Regions from separate parts of the Homo sapiens genome. Here region 2 is linked to region 1. A link is an interaction called in ENCODE POLR2A ChIA-PET data of the cell type or tissue named here. Cell type or tissue: Caco-2. All regions are shown on one strand.

Region 1 (4,000 bases):
TAGTTGAAACGAGGTTTCACCATGTTGGGCAGGCTGGTCTTGAACTCCTGACCTCAAATGATTATCCCGCCTCGGATTCCCCAAAGTGCTGAGATTACAGGTGTGAGCCACTTTGCCCAGCTTGAATTGTGTTGTTTTTATTTTTTTGTAAGTTTTTTAAATTTTTTATTGTTTTCGAGATGGAGTTTCACTCTTGTTACCCAGGCTGGAGTGCAATGGCACAATCTCTGCTCACCGCAACCTCCACCTCCCGGGTTCAAACAATTCTCCTGCCTCAGCCTTCCGAGTAGCTGGGATTCCAGGCACGTGCCACCACACCCAGCTAATTTTGTATTTTCAGTAGAGACGAGGTTTCTCCATGTTGTTCAGGCTGGTCTCGAACTCCCAACCTCAGGTGATCCGCCCGTCTCAGCCTCCCAAAGTGGTGGGATTACAGACGTGAGCCACCGTGCCTGGCAAATTGTGTTAGTTTTAAAACAATTCCCTGAAGCTATCTAAAAGTCTTTTGGCAAAATCCCCTTTGAAATAGCTTTATTAATGAAAAGTAAAGCCATGTGTAGAATTTCACAAAGGAGCAAGTACCACTCACTCATTTAAATGACAGCTACCGAGTGCCTCTATCAGAACACAGTGGTTGATGATGATGACAATAAGGATTTCCCTCATTTACCCCTCCCCAGAACCCTAGGAAGTGGGTGGTTTTTCACTGTTTGTTTTTCTTTCTTTCTTTAGTTTTTTTGAGACGGAGTCTCGCTGTGTCGCCCAGGCTGGAGTGTGGTGGCGCAATCTCGGCTCACTGCAAGCTCCGCCCCCCGGGTTCACGCCATTCTCCTGCCTCAGCCTCCCGAGTAGCTGGGAATACAGGCACCCGCCACCACGCCCGGCTAATTTTTTTGTATTTTTAGTAGAGACCGGGTTTCACCGTGTGAGCCAGGATGGTCTCGATCTCCTGAGCTCGTGATCTGCCCTCCTCGGCCTGCCAAAGTGCTGGGATTACAGGCGTGAATCACTGCGCCTGGCTCTTTTTTTTTTTTTTTTTTCATATGGATTTTTGCTCTTGTTGCCCAGGCTGGAGTGCAATGGCGCGATTTCGGCTCACCACAACTTCCGCCTCCCGGGTTCAAGCGATTCTCCTGCCTCAGCCTCCCAAGTAGCTGGGATTACAGGCATGCACCACCACGCCTGGCTAATTTTGTATTTTTAGTAGAGACGGGGTTTCTCCATGTTGGTCAGGCTGGTCTCCAACTCCTGACCTCAGGTGATCCACCCGCCTCAGCCTCCCAAAGTGCTGGGATTACAGGTGTGAGCTACTGCGCCTGGCTCTTCACTGTGTTTCTAGATAAGGAATCAAGTGGCCAGATAACTGGAGGGTAGTTGGATGGAGATTTGGGCATGCTCTATTGAACTCTGAGGCTGTACTGCCTGCCACCTGTCTCTGCTTTTCCCAGGGATCCTACAAAACTCACTTAAATCTGACATCGCTTCCTGCTCAGAGGAGCCCAGCTGATTGGGTGCCGTGGGAGATCAGACAGTCAGGCTCGGGCTTTACAGGACACTTTTAAAAGTACATTCTCGCAAATTAAATGTCATCTACTCAATAAACATGTATTTTGTGCCAGGTCTGGTGCTGGGCTTGGGAATGCAGCAGTGAGTTCTGAAAGGAGATTCATTATTTGGAGAGGCAGACATTGGAGAGTGCGGTGACACGGGGACCAGAGAGGGCAATGAGGAGTTAGCCCTTCAGCAAGACTAGAGCTTGTAGAGCATGGGCAATCAGAGTGCATGACTCTGGAGTCTAGGTGAAGTCAGGCGGGGGACAAGGAGCCTTGAGGAGATGGCCAAGATCTGGACTTGAGGCTTTGCCTAGGCAAAGAAAGTGGATGCGGCATTGTAGGCTTGGTGCAAGCATGCATGCAAGGCAGGCGTGGAGCATGAAGGCATGCATTGTGGTCCCATCGGGCATGAGTGGTGGGCGTGACCTTGGAAGGGAGACTCGGGGGTGACTGCCTGCCTCAGCTGCTGTCCGACCAAGCATGGCCTTGAACTCCTTGCCAGGTAAGGAGTGAGCACGCGGTTTGTTCCAGACTTGTACAGTGTAAGTACTTTGCAAAGTATTCTGACCTTTCTAAGGTATTTGTCCTGGTTTGTTTTGTTCTGTTTTGTTTTGTTTTGTTTTTGAGACGGAGTCTCACTCTGTTGCCCAGGTGGGAGTTCAGTTTTCTTTCCTTTTTTTTTTTTTTGAGACAGGGTCTCACTTGCCTAGACTGGAGTGCAGTGGCACGATCTTGGCTCACCACAACCTCCGCCTCCCAGGCTCAAGCGATTCTCCTGTCATAGCCTCCTGAGTAGCTGGGATTACAGGCGCTGGTCACCACAGCCTGGCTCATTTTTGCATTTTTGGTAGAGACGAGGTTTCACCATATTGGTCAGGCTGGCCTCAATCTCCTGACCTCAAGTGATCTGCCCGCCTCGGCTTCCCAAAGTGCTGGGATTACAGGCGTGAGCCACCGCGCCCGGCCTGCAGTTTTACTTCTTAAGAGCAGGGAACATAAGTTCTAAATTTTTGTTTGTACCTAGGTTTGTCTCCAGGAGATGTATAATATTGCTGACTGCTTTTGTCAGCTAAAATAATCCTTCTAGAACTGAGAATAATCAAGGATAATCGATCTATCCTTGGTTAAGGTGTTAGAATCATTGTTGCTTTCAGGAAGACTTTTTCAAGTAGTATTCTATTCCATAGGGACTGAAATCTCTGAATATATCTTTAAATGAAATTCCCAAGTAATTTAAAATGATACCTTGATGAGGAAAACAGATTGTTCTATAATTTGGGAAAGTAAATTATAGCTAAAATTATCAGCTAAAACATACTGTTGGTAGATACCAGAATGTGGATTATGTTTTTATTCATTTTCATGTTCCTTAGCCCTTATACAAGGACCAGCATATGGTACTTCCACAATAAATGTTTGTCCCATAAATATTGAATAAATGAGGTTGAAGGGGGATAAAGCTCTATGCTTTCACTTTCTGGCATTTTCTATATGACTCTCAATTGTTTTGCTATAGATTTTGAATATTGGTTTAAAAATGATATTCAGAATTTTGGTTTTGGGCTTTTTTTGTTTTTGTTTAGGTTAGAAGACTCCTTGGAAGTCAATTTAAAAGATTTACTGTTCTTCCTTTTTTTCGAATTTTTCTCATAAACATTAGCATTTTAAAAAACTCAGATATGTGGCCAGGCGCAGTGGCTGACGCCTATAATCCCAGCACTTTGGGAGGCCGAGGTGGGTGGATCACTTGAAGTCAGGAGTTCTAGACCAGTCTGGCCAACGTGATGAAACCCCGCCTTTACTAAAAATATAAAAATTAGCCAGGAGTGGTGGCGTATACCTGTAATCCCAGCTACTTGGGAGGCTGAGGCACAAGAATCGCTTGAACCTAGGAGACAGAGGTTGCAGTGAGCTGAGATCATGCCACTGCATTCCAGCCTGGGCAACAGAGCAAGACTCTGTCTCAAAAACAAACAAAAAAATTCAGATATGTGGATTTGGTAGAATATGTCATATACTTGTGTTTTTTGTTTGTTTGTTTGTTTTGAGACAGAGTCTTGCTGTGTCACCCAGCCTGGAGTTCAGTGGCGCGATCTTGGCTCACTGCAACCTTCACCTCCTGGTTTCAAGTGATTGTCATGCCTCAGCCTCCCAGGTAGCTGGAATTACAAGCATGTGCCACCATGCCTGGCTAATTTTTGTATTTTTAGTACAGACGGGGTTTCACCATGATGGCCAGGCTGGTGGCCAGGCTGGTTTTGAACTCCTGACCTCAGGTGATCCGCCCGCTTCAGCCTCCCAAAGTGCTGGGATTACGGGCATGAGCCACGGCACCCAGCCATAACGTGTCATATACTTGTTAGACATACCAGCACCAACCCCATTTTTCTCCCAACGGTCCCCATTCTCTGGCTTCCAGTCTATCTCATTATCAACTCTCTATTGCT
Region 2 (4,000 bases), 140 kb after region 1:
TTTTGTATTTTTAGTAGAGATGGGGTTTCACCGTGTTAGCCAGGATGGTCTCAATCTCCTGACCTTGTGATCCACCCGCCTCGGCCCCCTAAAGTGCTGGGATTACAGGCGTGAGTCACCGCGCCCAGCTGAACTCTGAGTTTCTTTAACACTTAACTTCTCCCTCACAATCCACTGACCTACCCTGCAGGGGAACATGGTGATTACAGGAGAAAATGCATGTCAGCAACCCAGGAATGCACAAGGGACCCCATGCACATGGACTGCAGATTCCCATGAACATGGACTCCTCCTCTTCCTGCCCTGACTCCACACCAGCCCCTCACTGCTCACCCCTGCTGAGCTGTCATGGACTGGTCTCTGGCTGAAAACATAGAGAAAGGAAAAGGAGACTTGGACCTATAGTTTTATTTCTGGAACTTTAGAAGAGGACCTTGGTTTTAGAATGGGGACTGCAGACAGCAGAGTCAGACAGAAAAGCCCTCTTTGGACAGCAGGACTACAAAGTATATTTCCTCAGACTAGGAGGCTTTGTCAACAGGAGCAGGCTTGGGTTTTCCCATTTATCTTCCCATTTTAAACGCTGTGAACACCAGATGATCTCTGAAGTCCTCAGGATCCCAACAGTTTGGGTTCCAAAAACGAATTTGACATAAGACTGCAGGCTGGGGTCATCCTGTGGGGTTAGCTGACACGGGAAGGTGAGGAGCCACCAGCTGTCCCTTATGAACAGGCGTGGAGAGACAGGCCCTCCACAGGGAGAAGACTCCAGTGGGCGGTGAGGAGAGAGAGCAACGGGCCACAGAGGAGTTTGTCAGAGGGCCAGCCGGGAAGCTGTGGCCACACCACAGCCCTCAGTGGGTGTCTGGGCATGAACATTCTGGAGAGCTCCAAGGGGAGGGGTGATGCAAGAGCAGGTGCTGGGTCTGAATTTGTCTTTACAGAGAGAAAGGAAGGTTTTGAAGTCAAGAAATAGGTGGTAGATTGGGTCTTATTTTTATTTCAAGCTTTTACCTTAAGAGACTCATAAAAGGTGAATATGAGGAAAGTCACTCTTGAAGTAATCAGTGTTGACTAAGGACAAACCAACAGAGCAAGCCAAAGACCAGCACCAAGTGAACATGGAGTCGAGTGAGCATCCCGTACCCGCTCCGAGGAGGGTGCCCTGGGCTGGGCTCCCAACTCTATCCCTAGCCAAGTGACCAAGGTAGGTGTAGCATTCCTGGCCCTCTGACCTCTAGATCTGAAAAGCAGGGAAGCATAACCAAATGAATAACTCAAGTGTCCCTACAAACCAAAAGCACCGAGTTGGACAGACAGCAGGTGCGTGGGTGGCAAAGGCCTACTGATGGCAGGGGAGCTGATGGAATGTGCCACTCCTTCTCCTGTGAGACCCACACTCTGTGCCACTTGCAGTTGGGACCTGGGGCCCTGGAATGGCCACAACAGCACAGCTGCCAGTGGTGGGTGATGCCCGAGCTGAGCCTACAGCCCTCTCCACAACCCCGCCAAGCTGTTACCAACAGGCCTGGAGTGTGGCCAGCCCCAACCTGGGCACACTGGGCTTGTCTCCAGGTTCCAGCCCCTCCCGCTGGCTCCTCCCACTCACCTGTGTGAGGTGCGCATGTCCACGGGCCCATCGCCCACCAGCCCTTCGCCTCTGCCCATGGCCATGGCCGTGGCCTCTGTTGCCCTCAGCAATCCTTGGGTTGGACCTGCTCCCGGCTCAGGTGTCACCCTCATGTCTCCGTCAGTGTTTAAATCTGAAGCCAACAATCCTCTCTCCATTTTTATTTTCTTGCTCTCCACATCGTCCTCTGTTGGGTCCCGTTCAAGCGCTCGTTTCTGACTCCGTGTTCGGCATGCTTCTTCGGTCATTCTGAACTTGGGAGGGAGGAGAAGACACAACATTTTAACTGGGTGCAATGAAGGTGCCACCTTCTTGGAGACTTTTCAGTGTTGCTTTCAGTGTTTTCCTCCCTATGGGAAGGATGGCAAAAGAATGTACAACAAACGCAGGGCCCAGAAAAGCATCCCCAGGACATTTCATCACTGCCTTGAGGAAGGCTAGGCAGGAGGGGGGTGTCCCCAGCCTCCACTGTGTGGCTGAACATTGGTGGAGCCAAACTACACCCTGCCCTGTTGGGGGCCAGAGGCAGCAGGGTGCTGAACAGGAGCAGTGGAAGGTGGCTGCTTATCAGCAAGGAAAGGCTCAACAGCAAACAGAGGAAAAGTTGTTCTAGATCTCAACTACCTGCCTTTGGGATTTTCAGCACCTGCAATGTCTGGAATCCAGGAGGGCGGTGACTGCACTGTTCCAGGAGCAGGGTCGGGGCCTGGGACTAGCCCTATGCTGTGGTGACTCGAGTTAACCCCAGCTTCTCCCCTTCAGGGAAGGGAGGTCTCCTCACTCCCTGCTCACCTCTGGGGAGTGGGGACTGGGGATCACATTTAACCCTTTGGTTGCCAGTGAGGTACACTTTGAGTAGAGTGAGGCCTGGCCCATCAACGTGCCACTGCCCTGTACCTGCAGCACACACATATCTTGATTTAAAGAAGAAAGAAAAAGAAGAAAAAAACAGCTGAGTCAGTTTTTGATCCCATGACATCACTGGCTCCACATGACCCTTCCCAGGATTCAGTCGGAGAGACAAAGCACTTTCCAGAAAACCAGTCTGAACCGGTTCCAGACAACAGGCTGAAGTGTTGTTAACCCTCACGGAGACAGGACGACAGCACAGCGATGTCTGTCTGCAGGGAGGCGGCTGGCATTCCACAGCAGGGTCTGGGACACTGGCACTCTTAAAGGGGCTGCTCTAATCCCGGCCTCGACGTCCCAACAGGACAGGGCACAGGAATTGAGACAGAGAGAGTCAGGTTCTTAAAAAAGCATCCCAGTGTTTACCAGAGGACAAAAGAGAAATTTAGCAGCTGAGCTCTAGTGGAATTCCCGAAGTGTCACAGTTTTCCATGGGACAGTTGGTGCCCACTTGGGCCCCACAGAGAACCCCAATTCACACCTGTGGCATGCTCTATGCTGAAGCCCTCTGGTCCTATCTGTGTCCTCACAGGCAGGGCACTCATCTTGCCAGAGCCTTAGTTTCCTCACTGGCAAACACCCTGGGGAAGCCTGTCCCAGGTAGAGCCAGGCAGACCGTCTGGAAGCTGGGGGCAGCACAAGGCAACACAGGGGTCCTGTCGCCATCCATGGGACGCACTCCAGAGCTGACTCATCTGCAGCTTCCTTAAAGGAGCCAATTTCACAAATGAGCAATAGCGCAAGGCCCTGCCCAAATGTGCCCCCTCATGCACTCAAACTGAAAGGAAAGAAAGAGACAGCTGCTTCACGCTCCTGGAGCCAGAGGGAAAGCAGGCCGTCTACATGCGTGTTGTGCCAGTGTGGTCCAGCCAGGGCACCCGGGCACCGGCTTGAAACACTGGGGTCTCCTCAAGGCCAGGAAATCCCTGGTGCTTCACACAGGCCCAGAGCAGCTCTGTGCTCCCTACCCTGTCTCACCACCACCCAGGTGCCATGGCTGACCCTTAACATGACCAGGCTGAGGCAGGGAGACTCCGAATCTCAAGGGCACAGGTTTTCAGACTTGCCTCCACCTGTCCCCAGCCCCTCTGGCATCCCAGCCTGCACCTACCACCTATCCCACACCAACTGTGCGGCCTCCGCTGCCCCCGGCCACCCTGTCCACCCCCGCCCCCGCTCCTGCTCAGCTGCCCCTCAGCTCCTCCGTGGAATGGAGCCCAGGTAGAGGTCGAATGTGGAGGTCATGGCCTCACTTCTCTGGGGGAGGTGAGGAATGCTACGGTGTCCCTCTCAGCCCTGAAGTTCTATGGTCTCTGTCCTTCCTTCCTCCGACATGCCTTGCCCATAAACCCCATCTGAACTGCTCACTAACAGGTTGTCTGTCTTGCCTCCCATGAGACCACAGATAAGTCACTGCCCTCAGAGTGTGGGTCCCCTCCTCTCATTTCCCTCACTGTGGGA

The links. Peaks named below come from ENCODE experiments on the same cell type or tissue, not always from the same donor. Only the 100,000 strongest peaks of a DNase experiment are listed, where the experiment ranks them.
Region 2: POLR2A ChIA-PET joins it to region 1 with 5 read pairs; 4 of 35 experiments call an interaction of 5 or more read pairs at or near these places.

Annotation. Positions count from the first base shown.
Region 1 is chr19:19,606,590-19,610,589 of GRCh38, reverse strand. All of the region lies in intron 1 of PBX4 (PBX homeobox 4), which reads left to right. Among named protein-coding and RNA genes, the nearest start is that of PBX4, 10 kb to the left of the region's middle. In Caco-2, no CTCF peak of the experiment used is centred here; no DNase peak of the experiment used is centred here.
Region 2 is chr19:19,463,224-19,467,223 of GRCh38, reverse strand. GATAD2A (GATA zinc finger domain containing 2A) reads right to left here. Exons shown (of 12, transcript NM_001384528.1): 2 at 1,610-1,884. The coding sequence starts at 1,878. Among named protein-coding and RNA genes, the nearest start is that of MIR640, 30 kb to the right of the region's middle. In Caco-2, no CTCF peak of the experiment used is centred here; DNase peaks (open chromatin) are centred at 2,343 and 2,683.